Regions from separate parts of the Homo sapiens genome. Here region 1 is linked to region 2. A link is an interaction called in ENCODE POLR2A ChIA-PET data of the cell type or tissue named here. Cell type or tissue: OCI-LY7. All regions are shown on one strand. Each heading gives the region's core, and the rest is flanking DNA. Links, peaks and the distances in the headings are about the cores only.

Region 1 (7,469 bases), core at 1,867-4,366, 110 kb before region 2:
GCCGATTAGACCATACCAGATGCTTATCCAGCGATGAACATGCTTACCACACATTCAGACTCTAAGTTGAGGGGGGAAATAAAGCTAGGTATACCCATATGTATTAATGTTGATATAAAATAAAGCTCATCTCCAAGCTACTTCAAGGTATGGGATTGTTTTGTCTCTGAGTTACGGGGAGTGGTCCACATTCTGAAGGCAAGTTCTGTTCCTTCTCCTCTGCAAATTATTTAGTCTCATTCTGGAAGCTTCTCCTTTCTCAGATTCAGTGGAAAGCAGATGTCACCATTTAGCTGGGAAGTCCCTTCTTCTTGCTGTGTAGCGGGAAGAGCTTTGAGTTAGGGAAGAGCTTTGAGTTAGGGAGGTCCTGGGTTGACTGTGAGACCCTCACATTGCCCTTAGCTACCTTGGCCCAGCAGATGAGCCCCTCTGTGCTCTAGTTCCTCTTGTGGGGAGGACAGCTGTTCAGTAAAGGTTCAACCTTGTCCAAAGAGAAGTCTGGCCTTTTCTCCAGCTTTGCAGTAGCCGAGAGGCCCTTGGCATGCTGTGCCTGGTGAGAGTGGCTTTGTTTAGCTGGGGGCCTTGGGCCCTGCTGGACAGTCTAGGCAAACGTGATTTATGCTGGGGGTCTTGGGCCACACAGGATGGCCCCACCTCTGGAGGGGCTGGACACTGAGGCCACCATGTACACATGATTAACCAGTAAAACCGTGGACGCCAAGGCTCGGGCGAGCTTCCCTGGTTGGCGATACTCCATGCGAGCTGGTGCACACCGTCACCAGGAGAAGCCAGCGCGCCGCAGGGCTCCACGGGGAGAGGACGGCTGGCAGCTCTGAGCAGAGCCCGCTATCTCCTGGATGGCCCTGCCTTGTGCATCTTGTCCTGTTGCTGATTTTCATCAGTGTCCGTTCACTCTCATAATTGTAGCCGTGTGTCCGACAGCTTTACTCACTTCCGTGAGTCCTTAGAGGGAACTCTTGAGCCTGGGGGTGGTCGGAGACTCCGGGTGGGCCCCATGTCCTTCCTCTGCCCCTCATGCCAGTCTCACGCCGACCTCTGGGCCTTTAATTATGATGTCAATTTTCTGTGGCAGACTTTTTATTTTACTCTGTTTGAAACTCACAAAGAAGCAATCCCGAAAGAAGAAACCTCCAGGTTTCCCGGCAAAGCATTTGCTAGAGAATCACCTGGGCTCTGATAGCACTGGAAACAAGGCAGCTTCTCACAAGTCATCTGATAGCAACACGTGATATACGTGACTGTTTGCTTTAGCTCAAGCCTTGGGGTCAGCCTTGGTTCTGTGGGCTGTGGGGCCACGTGGGTCTAAAGAGGCTCCAGCCTCAGCATGGATTCCTGTTTGAAAGGAGGAGGTGACCCTGCTCTAAGCCTCAGGCATGGCGCTCACTCTGGGGGTCACTCTTTGATTGAGGACCCATTTTCTTTTTTCTTTTTTTTTTTTTTGAGACGGAGTCTCACTCTGTCGCCCAGGCTGGAGTGTAGTGGTGCCATCTCGGCTCACTGCAAGCTCCGCCTCCCGGGTTCACGCCGTTCTCCTGCCTCAGCCTCCAGAGTAGCTGGGACTACAGGCGCCCGCCACCACGCCCGGCTAATTTTTTGTATTTTTAGTAGAGACGGGGTTTCACCGTGTTAGCCAGGATGGTCTCGATCTCCTGACCTCGTGATCTGCCCGCCTTGGCCTCCCAAAGTGCTGGGATTACAGGCGTGAGCCACCGCGCCCGGCCAATTGAGGACCCATTTTCAACAGGCACCTAAACACCCAAGAAGTACCTGGCGGACGGGCTCACCTGCGTTGCATTAGACATGGAAGCTCCGGCTCAGGGCAGCGCACAGAGGGGAACCCAAGGGAGAGTCAGCAGGGGGCTCGCCAGCAGGAAGGGAGCCTTGTTTTGGAGGCAGAAATGAAGATGGATGAGGCCACCACACCTGAGAAAGGGAGGGAGAGAGGAGCAGGGGAGAATGGCAGCCTTTGGCTTCTCAATGTTATGCTTCAGCGCCAGGATCCAGCCTAATCCTCCCCTTGCTTGGCACCCCCTCTGATCCATATTCTGATTTGGGGGTGGCCAGGTGTGTGTGTGTGTGTGTGAGAGAGACACTTCTGGGAGGCAGAAGCACCTGAGCAGCGCTGTTGGCTGTAAAGTGCCCATTTAGCATCTCTGGGGCTCCTGAGCACTGGTTCTCCTCATTCCCCCTCCACTATTCTTTTTCCATCACAGCTGTGCTGCGTATTCGTTCACCAACAGTATCTGTTACTGATTGCTTTTACAGAAATTAAGAAGATAGGTCAAAAAACTCTTGGATTGCCAGGTGTGGTGGCACAGGCCTGTGGTCCCAGCTACTTGGGAGGAGGATCGCTTGAGTCCAGGAGTCTGAGGCTAGCCTGGGCAACAAGAAGCCATCTCTAAAAACAAAGGCCCCAAAACATAAACAAAAACCCCTCTTGGATTGGCCAGTAATCAATTTGTTATATATTATCCTATAAAAGTACACAAATCAGTACACCTGGGCCAGCCCCAGCTTGTTTATTTACCTGTGTATTTTTTTTTAAATACAATTCTGGATTTGTTAAAAATCAGGGCTCCCCTGCTGTGCCCTTAGCTGTGTATTTCTAAAAGCCCCTCAAGAGCAACCACCCTACACCAGACATGACCAGTAAGACCTGTAAGTAGGAAAATAGGAATTCTAGAGATTATGGAGTTTTTATGTGGCCCCTGCCCCCACCCCCACCCCCAAGTTCTGTGGAATTTACATCATGCTTTTCATACGAAGCAGAAAGTCTTATGAGAGTAGGGGGCACTTGGCTTCCAGTCAGTTTGGGCCCATCTCTGCACCTCTAGGTCTATTCCTGTCTCTAAAAAAGGAACTGAATTAAGCTTAGTACATTTCAAACTTTTTGACAGTAGAATCCATTTTTTTTCCTCCAAATGAAATCTTATATAAAACTACATGTTAAATAAGAGCTGAATTTTTGATAATTTTATAGGTTCACATTAGTAATATAATGAGAACAGAGGCTAATGTGTTGGTGGTCTCCAAATATGCTGAAATTTAGCACGTTTGTTTAAAAAAATGCTGACGTTTTATAAAATCTAAACTTACCTAAAAACAAAAGCCTCAGGCTGGACGTGGTGGCTCACACCTGTAATCCCAGCACTTTGGGAGGCTGAGGCACGAGGATCACGGGGTCATAAGTTGGAGACCAGCCTGGCCAACATGGCGAAACCCCACCTCTACTAAATGTACAAAAATCAGCTGGGTGTGGTGGCACAGGCCTGTAATCTCAGCTCCCTGGTACGCTGAGACAGGAGAATCACTTGAACCTGGGAGGCGGAGGTTGTGAGGAGTCAAGATCGCGCCACTGCACTCCAGCCTGGGAAACCGAGTGAGACTCCGTTTCAAAAAAAAAAAAAAAGTTTTATAAAATCTAAACTTACATAAAAACAAAAGCCTCAGGCTGGGCGTGGTGGCTCACGCCTGTAATCCCAGCACTTTGGGAGGCCAAGGCGGGCAGATCACCTGAGGTCAGGAGTTTGAGACCAGCCTGGCCAACATGGTGAAACCCCGTCTCTACTAAAAATATAAAATTAGCTGAGTGTGGTGGTGGGCGCCCGTAATCCCAGCTAGTCCGGAGGCCGAGGCAGGAGAACTGCTTAAACCCAGGAGGCAGAGGTTGCAATGAGCTGAGGTCGCGCCATTGCACTCCAGCCTGGGCGACACAGTGAGACTCTGTCTCAAAAACAAAACAAGACGAAACAAAACAAAAAAACAATAGCCTCCGAGGAACGGGAGCCACTGGACTGGAATCAAGCTCTTCTGGTTCTGGGGTCAAGTGCACCATCAGAGCCCACAGCTGTCACAGCTATCCCTTGACACTGTCTCTATAGGGGCTGCTTCCCCAATGCAACATCGGGGCTGAGCATGGGCTCCGGGCGGCCCTGGGTGTCTCCATGGGGCAATGGTCATGAAGGACAGACCCTGGGGCCCATGACCGTGGTCACCCCTCGACCTTGCAGGGCCCGGGGTTCTCCTGTGTCAAGTGGTGGTGAATGCAGATGCAAGGGTTTCACCTGGAGTTCAGGATAAGAAGGAAACACTTTTTACCTGAGGAAGGTGAGCCCCCTTTCAGCGATCAGGCCCAGAGGCACTGGAATGAGACAGCAGCCACGCCCCACTCCCCCTCCTGCCTTGGGAGATCGTCTCCTGAAACCTGCTGTGTGGGTTCCAGACTGGTACCAATAGCTACGCCATGTAGCTAAAAATGCCACGTTGGACACGGTAACTCGTGGCCTGTAGTTCAACAATGTATAGCCAATCATTCACCAAGTGTTTCTGTCAACCTATGAGAACTAACCAAGTGTTTCTGTCAACCAATGAGAACTCCTGAAAAACAACTTGAGTAATTGCCCCTTTCCTGATCCGTCCTTTTTCCTTTAAATGCAGAAGCCTCTCTTTTTCTCCCCCAGAGCATTTCTCAAGGCAACTTGGAAGTGTTTCCTAGGCCGCAGCTCTCAACCTTGGCCCAAATAAGCTCTCTCCCTGTATTTTCTTTTTGAGACAAGGTGTTGCTCTGTCGCCCAGGCTGGCATGCAGTAGTGAGATGACGGCTCACTGCAGTCTCAACCTGTTGGGCTCAAGTGATCCTCCCACCTCAGCCTCCTGAGTAGCTGGGATTGCCGACATGAGCCGTGGGGCCTGGCCTCTCCCTATATTAATTTGTCTCAGTTTCTTCCTTTAGGTTGACAATACCGTAACTTCACACTGTCCACCTGGGTGTGTTCCTTATGGCCTGGCGTGGTGCTGCGGGCATGTCCCCAGGCCCTCACCTGTGTTCACCGTCACCCATGATGCTGCCCATCTAGAAGGCATTTCCACCATGTAACATGACGGTCGGGGCTTGGACCCCAGGCCACACTGCTTGGGTCGAAACCTGGCTCCACTCAATATTTGTGTGACCTCGGTCAAGTGACTTCACCTTTGTGTGCCTCAGTTTCCTCATTTGTGAATGAGGATAATAGTAGTAAATTATTTGGTGGGTTGTGAGAACTAAGTAAATTAACCCAGGGAAATGAGGCACCCACCACAGCTCCTGGCATAAAGGCAGTGCTAAGAAATATGAGTTCTCCTTGTCATTACTGCTGATGGGTGCTGCCAACCCTCACGGAAGGAGACACGAAGCCAGTACAGTTTTGCCTTTATGCTTCTTGCTACCCCAAAATAGCAGCAGCATGCAGCTGGGCTGAAATCGCAGCATGCCTCTGTGAGTGAGTCCTCTCGAACTCTCGTGCTGTAGGAAGTTACTAAACACCAGGTTTCCTCCAATTTTAAGATGAGGGATAAGGACCGCAGCGGGCGAGCATCTAGTCTGCGGAAACATCGACGTGAGTAGCGGTGCAGGATGTGAAGTCTTCTGGCTGGCGAGTCCACTTTTAGGTGGAAGTGGGGCATGTGCGGTTCTTCGAAACAGCCAGCAAAGTTACCGGACCCTTGGGCGAAGGCCACACTCTGCCTGGGTCTCAGCCTCGTCCACGTGCCCCCAGCTGCAGAGTGACGGCGTCTGCACCTCTGTCAGTGCGAAGGGAGCACAGACGCCACTGGGTAGAGAAGGAAGCTAAGCACAGAGCTTGCCCTCCCACGCCAGCCGGCGTGCTGACCACACGCAGCTATGGAGAGGTGAGGTTATAACCACGACACGAGCAGATAACACTTTAGTCCTGTTTCCATGGGCTTCTCGCAAGAGCATCAGCGAGGATAATGATCTCTCCACTGAGGAGGAGGTGGGCGAACTAGGATCCTAAATTCATACTTTCAGCAATTCCCTATTTTCAAGACTTTCATTTCTATAAATTGTATTGATTCACCTTTTCTTACTCAAAAAAAGCCCCAAAACCCAAACCAAACCAAGAGGCGGTCTATAAAAAGTCACACTGCCTTTTCCACTAAGTAAGTAAAAAAATCAGTGGATAGACTTAGCTTTGAACAGCTGTGGCTAGCATCTGGCGCAGCCAGCGCTCCAGGCGGGCTGGATGGAGATGGCCAGCCCCTCTGCAGTCAGCGTCCCTGTGTGTGGGCGGCCCTGACCTAACGGGAACCCGATAACGTCAGAGCCAGCTTGCTCAACACCATGGCTAAATTTAGTTTCATGATGAGCAATAAAATTCACATGTTCTTTATTTAGTCCATATGATACACCGTTTTTTAGAGTTTTTGAAAATTAGATAAAAGAGCATATTAAATGGCAAGTGTATGAAGTTTCTCTTCATAAACAATGTCAAAACAAAAAGTTTTGAATTACAAAATGTTAAAAAATATGTCGGTACTTAACATTTCACTAATGCATAAAGTTACAGATATTTTCTAAAGAAAAATAATTGTGCCACTTACCTATATTTGCTGTTTCTATGAACTTTTTTATTCTGTACATAGGACATTTTGTACAAAATATGAAGTCTACATTTTTATTACTTATTACCATAAAACAAAGATACAATGTATGTACAATATTAAAAGGAAGCCATACTAAAGCCACACTAAAAAGACACTTGGAATAGTGACATTTCTGATGTACAGATACATTTTGGAAAGAGTGAAGATGCCAAACGCAGAACTTTATGAAGAAAAACAGTCACCGGTTTATTTTCAATGTAGTACTTTTGAAATCAGTTTGGTACAGAATAAACAGTCTCTATACAATGATATGTAAGCTGACAATTAGCACAGGAGTCCGAGTACTAACTAGGGAAACTTTAGGAGGCCAAAATATTAAGTAATACTCTTGCCAAAGAAAATTAGTTTCTCTGAAAACTTTTATTTTTCTTTTTGGTGAGTGTTTGTCTTCAATAAAGAGCAGAAAGAAAACCTAGACAAAAAGATGTTCTTACACACTGAGCTTTACACAGTCACCCAAACATTGATATTTTGCTTTTTCCCGAGGGCAAAAAGAGAGTCTTCCCAGAAACCTCTCTCACAAACATACTGAACATCCAAAATCAAGGATATTTGAGAATCTATCAGCTAAAGACGGAAGTTCAAACAATGGTATATCAAAATACATAAGACGCTGCTTTATACAATAAAAAGCACCCTTTTTCCCTCAAAAGGAGAAGGCATCTAAACTGTTTTTTTTAATGATAGTTTTCATAATGGTAAAATGGAGAGATACTTGTCAAGTTTCTCAGGAAGTATTCATCTCACAAAGCGGACTTGTCCACTTTTAGCTGGGGCAATCTTCGCATTTCATACCTGCACTTGCTCTTACCACAAGAAGTCCCCTCCCCCCAGGTGATTTTCCTCCAAGACACGAGGACAGAAGCATTGCCAGTGGCTTGAAGTGACAGCAGTGGGCAGGAGGTACCAGAGCTGCACAAGGAGCAGTGTCTGCTTCTCACTATCTTTGAAAGGATACCCGAGACCTCGATGAAAAAACAGATCCTAAAATAAGCCACATTTTGTCT
Region 2 (7,469 bases), core at 2,303-4,802:
CGGCCATCACACTCCAGCATGCTAGAACGGCTTCATGTGAACTCTGCATTTCGTCACGCAAAATTAAAAAGGAGGCTGGGTGCGGTGGCTCACGCCTCTAATCCCAGCACTCTGGGAGGCCAAAGCAGGAGGATCATTTGAGCCCAGGGGTTTGAGACCAGCCTGAGCAACCCAGTGAGACCCCAGCTCTACCAAAACAACAACAACAAAAAACCACGCTGGGTGTGGTGGTGCTTGCCTGTAGTCCCAGCTACACAGGATGCTGCGGTGGGCGGAATGCTCGAGCTGGGGAGGTTGAGGCTGCAGTGAGCTGTGATTGCGCCATTGCACTCCAGCCTGAGCAACCAAAAAACCAAACAAAAACAAACCCAAACAAAAACAAAACTAAAAACAAACCCAAACAAAAACAAAACTAAAAACAAACCCAAACAAAAACAAAATTAAAAAGGTATACAAAAGAGTTGAGACTTAAAAAACCAGTAACTTCATGCTTTATCGAGGACATTCTTGGGTCAGACTGGTGTGTTGCTAGCTGAACACCGCTGTCCTGCTCGATGAAAGAAAGGCGCCATATTCCTCACCATTGCCTTTGCACCACCAGGGCAAACGTCCACACAGTGAGAGGTAAATTAGATCTTGGTAATCTTATGAGGCAGTGACGGCCTTGCAAACCCCCTGGAAAGCAGCTCTGTGACCCCAGGGGCCACAGGCTGCCCAGGGTGAACACTGCTCCATGCAAAGGCTTCAGAGTTCCAAGAGAGCGATTATCAAGTGCTACCCCCCTTTGAGAAGTCTGACCAATTACATAAAGCTGGGAAAAAAACCAAAACCGACAACCCATTCCTAATTATACATGTACAGAAACTGTCTACAAATGTAAACACACATATACAGACACCCTCACCACCCACCTCTTCCTTGAAGCCCACCAAAAATAAGAACCAGCAACTCAGGAAGAAGTGGAGGTGGTACTTTAGGGCTTGAGGGTTCTTCAGGACTTGTTCCCTAGAGTGAAACATAACTTTTTCATAAGTTATAAGTTAAAATACCATAATTAGAACACATTGCTCATGAGTAACACAACCAGCAGACAAAAATCCATGTGTATTATAACGAGGTCACATACATCGATGACAAACTGAAAAAACCTAATCACTGTTAACAGCTCAAATTCTACTGAAAACACCAAAATATCAACATTTAAAAACAATAAGATATAAGGTTATAGTTGGGACCCCACTTATTTCAAATATTATTTAATTAAAGCAACATCTGCATTTAAAAACAACTAAAGGGAAATGACACGGAAAGCCACCCTATTTGAGATTAACCACAGATATTGCTCACTTTTTTTTTTTTTTTTGAGACAGAGTCTCACTCTGCTGCCCAGGCTGGTGTGCAGTGGCGTGATCTCGGCTCACTGCAACCTCCGTCTCCAGGTTTAAGTGATTCTCCTGCCTCAACCTCCCTAGTAGCTGGGATTACAGGCACCCGCCACCACGCTGGCTAATTTTTGTATTTTTAGTAGAGATGGGGTTTCACCATGTTGGCCAGGCTGGTCTTGAACTCCTGACCTCAGGTGATCTGCCCACCTTGGCCTCCCAAAGTGCTGGTATTACAGGTGTGAGGCACTGCGCCTGTAATACCAACTTTTAAAGATGAAATTTCTTATGAATGTGATACTAAAACTCTCTTCTTCAAAAGAGTTAAAGATGAGGAGGGGAGATGTATATAAATGCCAATTTCTTATTTTACTCTAGACTTCACGGACTGGAGCACGGGAACAGAAAGACTGAATAGGGAGCATTAAGTATACTCTGAACTGAGGCCGTGGACATGTGCTTAGGACCATCTTAGCAGGTAACTATACACAATCTATAAGCAGAGCATAGTGCAAACTCCAGAGGTACTGATGATACTAATTTCTTCCAAATGGTGAAATGCCAAGCAAACTGCAAGAGATGAAAAGGCTGGGTAAAAGAGAGAGAGAGAGACAGATGAGCTTTGAGATGAACAAATACAGATAATACAGCTGGAGAAAAAGAAAACAGATTATGGCTAAGTGGCGGGGCCCTAGAGTACCATACGTGACCTACGAAAGAGACAACCACAGACACCATGAGCACTGAGTCTCACGACACTCCAGGCGCCATTTTAAGTTCTTTATGTGCATTCACTTAACTTTCAAAAAACCCCAAAGAGGTAGGTTGTATTATTATTCCCATTTCACGTTCCATTTCTAGAAACAGAGAGTGAGTCACATGCCCTAGACAGTTCAGCTTGCCTGGGGTGGGCGGGGTGGGGGATGGGGGGTGATCTGACCCTGGCGTGTGGCTCCAGGTCCTACCCTCAGCCACCAAACACCCTGCCTCTTAAAGTGCGGAGGAAACTTTGGTTTTATCTTATCTTCTAGTGTGGCTCAAAGGCAGTTACACTCCAAAAGACCAATAAAAATGCCAATAAACATCAAAAACGGTTATGCACCCCAAAAACGCTGTTTTGTCAGATGGTGTGGCCGTCTGTGCAGCTACTGTGAGTTACAACCAGAGGACCAACACTGGCTGGCAAAGACTCAAATATGAAAGGCCACTGCTCATGGCTTAGGAAACAGTAGCTAAGTTATTACATTTTCTTTGTACATTTTTTCCAAAGCAGACCCTTTTTAAAGATATTTCCTTCACCAGAGAATATTGAAATGATAAGAGAGCGAAACAGCCTTATTTTTTAAAAATATATTTCTCATCCTGGGGCAGTGGCTCACGCCTGTAATCCCAGCACTTTGGGAGGCCGAGGCGGGTGGAACACGAGGTCAGGAGATCGAGACAATCCTGGTCAACATGGTGAAACCCTATCTCTATTAAAATACAAAATATTAGCTGGTTGTGGCGGTGGGTGCCTGTAGTCCCAGCTACTTGAGAGGCTGAGGCAGTGGAATTGCTTGAACCCAGGAGGCGGAGGCTGCAGTGAGCTGAGATTGCTCCACTGCACTCCAGCCTGGCAACAGAGCAAGACTCCATCTCAAAAAAAAAAAATATATATACATATATAATATTTTTATATTATATATATTATATAAATATATATATTATATATATATTTATATAATATATATATAATATATATATAAATAAATATATATATTTATTTCTCTCAAACATTATGAAAAAGTTAAAATCTCCATAGAATTTCAATGAATAATTGTATATTGTATATCCCCTCAGCTAGATTCAACAACTGTTCATGCTTTGACATATTTGCTTTTTACCCACTTTTCTCTTTACCATTTAAAGTTGCAGAGATCACGATCCTTCACTTATTAATACTTCATTCTGCATTCCCTAAGAATAAGAAAAGTCCCTTACAAAAGTTGGACACCTTTTTACACCTAGAAAGTTCGCAGTAATTCCACACATCCAACATCATTCTGCACTCCACTTTCTCCAGCTGCCTTCAAAATGTCTCTAATAGGTTTGATTTCACACTTTTTAGAACAAGGATCTGATCTAGATTCACTCACGGTACCTGTTATATCTCTTTAGTCTTTTTTCTTTTTTAAACTAGAAGAGTTTTTGATTTATGTGTAATTCAAGGGCCTCAAATAAAGCCAGACTTCTACCTGCTGTGGGAGTACTGGTTTCCCCCATGCATTTTAGCCAGCGTCTTTCCAAGATGTGAGTGAGAGAAATGATTTATCCCACGTTTAGACCACTTGGCGGTCCTATTTCCAGTGTGACAGGGAGCGGAAACAGCGCCTGAGCAAGGCCTAGAGTGGAGTGGGCACCTGTGTCGCTCTTTCAACCAGCCGCCTTGTGTAAAGTCTGTCACCTTTTTGGTAGTCTTACTCTTGCACTTGGGTATAACGTCTGCTCAGCAGGTTTTTGCCTTGCAGCAAAAGCCATCTCCTATATGTTTTTCATTGAAATACGTTAACTACAGCGTATAGAGGATTGAAAGAAAAATAAAGTACAGCTTCTCATGAGCTTCTCATTCCACTGATGAGGTATTTAGCTAAGAAATACATCAGATAGGCCGGGTGTGGTGGCTCATGCCTACAATCCCAGTACTTTGGGAGGCCAAGGCGGGCGGATCACTTGAGGTCAGGAGTTCGAGAGCAGCCTGGCCATCACGGTGAAACCCTGTCTATACTAAAAATACAAAAAATAGCCGGGCGTGGTGGCATGCACCTGTAATCCCAGCTACTCGGGAGGCTGACGCAGGAGAATCGCTTGAACCTGGGAGGCAGAGGTTGCAGTGAGCCGAGATCACGCCACTGCACCCCAGCCTGGGTGACAAAGCGAGACTCCAACTCAAAAAAGAAATATAGTAGATAGCTATTTCCTGAGTGATCACTCAGAGATAACTTTTAATTTTTAATCCACTGACACTAACTGATGCCTCTACTCTAGGAATAATGCTCAGTGTCACCAGAGAACAAGTTCAACAGGACTGTCCTCGGGATACTCCTGATTTTGTGGAGGAGGTAAGTCAACAGTTACTAGCTGGCAGATTTGGTAAGTGAACTGGGACAGCAGGTAAGATTATCAACTTTCTCCCTGCACACCAAGAACATACGCATGTAAACCTTTAACAAACTCCTATTCAACCCTGAAATGAGTTTTGAACTCCAGACACTCAAATCCATTACCACTGTACAGAAAACAGTAAAAATCAAAAAGTACCTATGAGGTGGGAGCTTTCACCAGCATCTCTCAACACTCTGATGTCTGCAGAGCAAAGAACATGAGCTTTGCTATCAGACTGACTGAGGCTCAAATCTTGTTTCACTACATTCTCTGTGGCCCTGGGCAAGAGGCTCCCTTTTTTCTCCCGGGGGGACAAAAAAGGCAGGGGCGGTAGTGAGTGGGGGAGGGTTATAATGCCTCACAGTGTTGGGCAGATTCAGAGAGAGAACAGAGGTACAGGGTTTCAGCTGTGACCTAGCACACTGAAGGCACTCAACGTATGCTGCTTCTCCTCTGGGACAGCCACCAGCAGCAGCTTCGGGACCTCGTACTTGGTGCTGCCAACAGCCCTGGACTGGACCCTCTAGGCTGGGTGACCTTGGGGAGGAGAAATACTAGGATTGTCCTGCTCACCTGCCAGGCAGGAGTGCTGTGAGGAAGAAGTACATGAGTGTTCACAACAGCTTGTCACAATTGGCAAAGTGCTGTAGGATCCAAAAAGAACCACCTCGCAATTTTATTTGACATATGGAACCAAAAGTTAGGATGTATCCCAAACCACTTTGTCTTTGTGTTTCTGTCTATTCTTTTCCTGGGTTTAAAAACACACACCCTATTCTTGACTAATAACCTTACCTCTATTTTTCTTTCATTCCTCTACACAACATACTTTAATGAGAAAATTTTAGAAGATAGCTTTTGCTGCAAGGCAAAACCTCCTGAGCAGACATTAGACCCAAGCTGGATGGTAAGCTTTTGTTTTTGCCTCTGAGATTGAGAGCGTATGGATGAGGGAGGTGGATGAGAGTGTGTTTATGAGCATAAATGTGTGTGTGTTTAAGGAACAAAAAGGTGTACAGACTTTACACAAACATACCCACCCCTGTTTCCTCAGAGAGTTATCTGTTACTTTGGTTACCTTCCACACCACCAGGAATACGAAAGAAACAACTTCACACCTAGGATACAGGATTGGATACAGGATAGGATATGGGTAAGGTTAAGGCTGTAGTTCTATAAAGTCACTTTGCAGAGAGCTGCAGTTACATAGTAAAGAGATGTTTGTGAAGTAAAAATCTTGAGCTGAGGCACTGTTCAGAGGATCACTGGTTTAATTATTTGAAGAACTGTTTAGTCATCATTCAAACATTTTTCCTTCCTAATTTTAGGGAATAAAGATAACAGGGGGCACCCATTCTCACTAGTACTTACTGACTTCACACCATGCAGGTGTGTTACTAATTTAGCAACCCATGTGCATTATGTATAGCTATTGTTATTATTAATATAGGTTAAGTCACCAGATTTAGCGCAGCAGGAAATGAAAGCCATGGGTTTGAGTTCTGTGCTTGCTTCTTGCATGTTTTTTAATGAGTTTTTATTGGAAAGGTGAAGACCTTCAACAAATTGGTGACTCAGGAAGTACTTGTGAGAAAATAAACTTTTCCATTAGACTTCCACTTCCCAAGAAAAAATGGGTTTACATCAAAAGAATGGTTTGTTCTCCAACATCCCACCAGGCTGGAGCTACTCCTGAGTCTTTCAAGGACAGACTCATCCACTGGATAAGTTTGCTAATGACTAGAACAAGATGAGAGCAGTTAATAACATTCTTGAAGCCCAGAATAAGGGCCAGCTGGAAAAGGCTCAAACTGTGTGCTTCCTCTCTGGCCATTACCATCTTTCCGGCTTGGCTGTCACTGCCTTAAACCTGGCTCCTGAAGTGAGCATGCGCTGCAGGGTGGGAAGTGGGCCCACCCACCACGCCTCACAGCATCACGGCTGGCCCAGCTTCCCAGCACAGGGAGGAGGCACTAGACTGAAGGCCTGCAGGAAACATGCTTTCCTATCCTTAACAGGCAATTCCGAAAGTCAAAGAACAGTCTAGAACAGAGTTGGTGAACTATGGTCCATGGGCCAAATCCAGCCTGTCACCTGTTTGTCAATAAAGCTTTATTGGACCACAGTTATGCCTATTCATTTACTGTCTATGGCTGCTTTCACCCACAAAGCCAAAGCTACTTACAATCTGGTCCTTTTCCAAAAAAGTCGAACAATTCCAGTCTACGACTGTGCTGTCCAATATCCTAGCCACAAGACAGGTGTGTCCACTTAAATTTACAATAACTACAGTTAAAAATTCACTTTCTCAGCTGTATATGTTAAGTGCTCAGCAGTCGCAGGTGACCAGGGGCTGCTGCAGAGGACAGCACAGAACATTTCCACCACAGCAGACAGTTCTCCTGGACACAGCTGAGAGTGAGGATTTATGTCACCAAGCTACATTCACAGCCATCAAGTTCCAGGTGACTCTCCTTCTACAGACAGAAGGGCTTACACTAACTCTCAAAAATATGTCCCTTTCACACTCAAACTTATTAGGATGTGCAAATTCACCATTTTAATCGCAAAGTCCAGACTACTTGGTAGACAATAATGGTCAAAGCGATCGTGACAACAAATCAGGTGATCATTTTCCTTACTTACTTACTTGGTCCCCACCCTGATGGATGGTAAACTGGGAAAGCTGGGCCATAGCCCCTGCTCATATCCACATTAGAACCCTGCCTGGCATGTGGTATGGATCAATAAATATTTGTAAAATGATTAATAAATGAGCCCAAGGTACAAAACTGTTATACAAAAAGAGGCTACCGAGCCAAATAAATGGTAAGGCATTGGGGAAAATACCACTACTGTAATCCTGTAGCAAAATGTTCTTCAAGCAGCCAACATTCCTATTTTAAAATGATTTTTTTAAAAAGATCCAAAACAAAACAACACAAC

What was found. Peaks named below come from ENCODE experiments on the same cell type or tissue, not always from the same donor. Only the 100,000 strongest peaks of a DNase experiment are listed, where the experiment ranks them.
Region 1: POLR2A ChIA-PET joins it to region 2 with 9 read pairs; 23 of 35 experiments call an interaction of 5 or more read pairs at or near these places.

Annotation. Positions count from the first base shown.
Region 1 is chr14:101,926,677-101,934,145 of GRCh38, reverse strand. PPP2R5C (protein phosphatase 2 regulatory subunit B'gamma) reads right to left here. Exons shown (of 16, transcript NM_001352913.2): 16 at 6,169-7,469. Among named protein-coding and RNA genes, the nearest start is that of DYNC1H1, 34 kb to the left of the region's middle. RefSeq lists enhancers at 5,056-5,556, 5,557-6,057. In OCI-LY7, for the core only: no CTCF peak of the experiment used is centred there; no DNase peak of the experiment used is centred there.
Region 2 is chr14:101,812,528-101,819,996 of GRCh38, reverse strand. All of the region lies in intron 3 of PPP2R5C (protein phosphatase 2 regulatory subunit B'gamma), which reads right to left. Among named protein-coding and RNA genes, the nearest start is that of PPP2R5C, 55 kb to the right of the region's middle. In OCI-LY7, for the core only: a CTCF peak has its summit at 3,647; a DNase peak (open chromatin) is centred at 3,796; H3K4me3 peaks cover 1,713 bases; H3K27ac peaks cover 1,944 bases.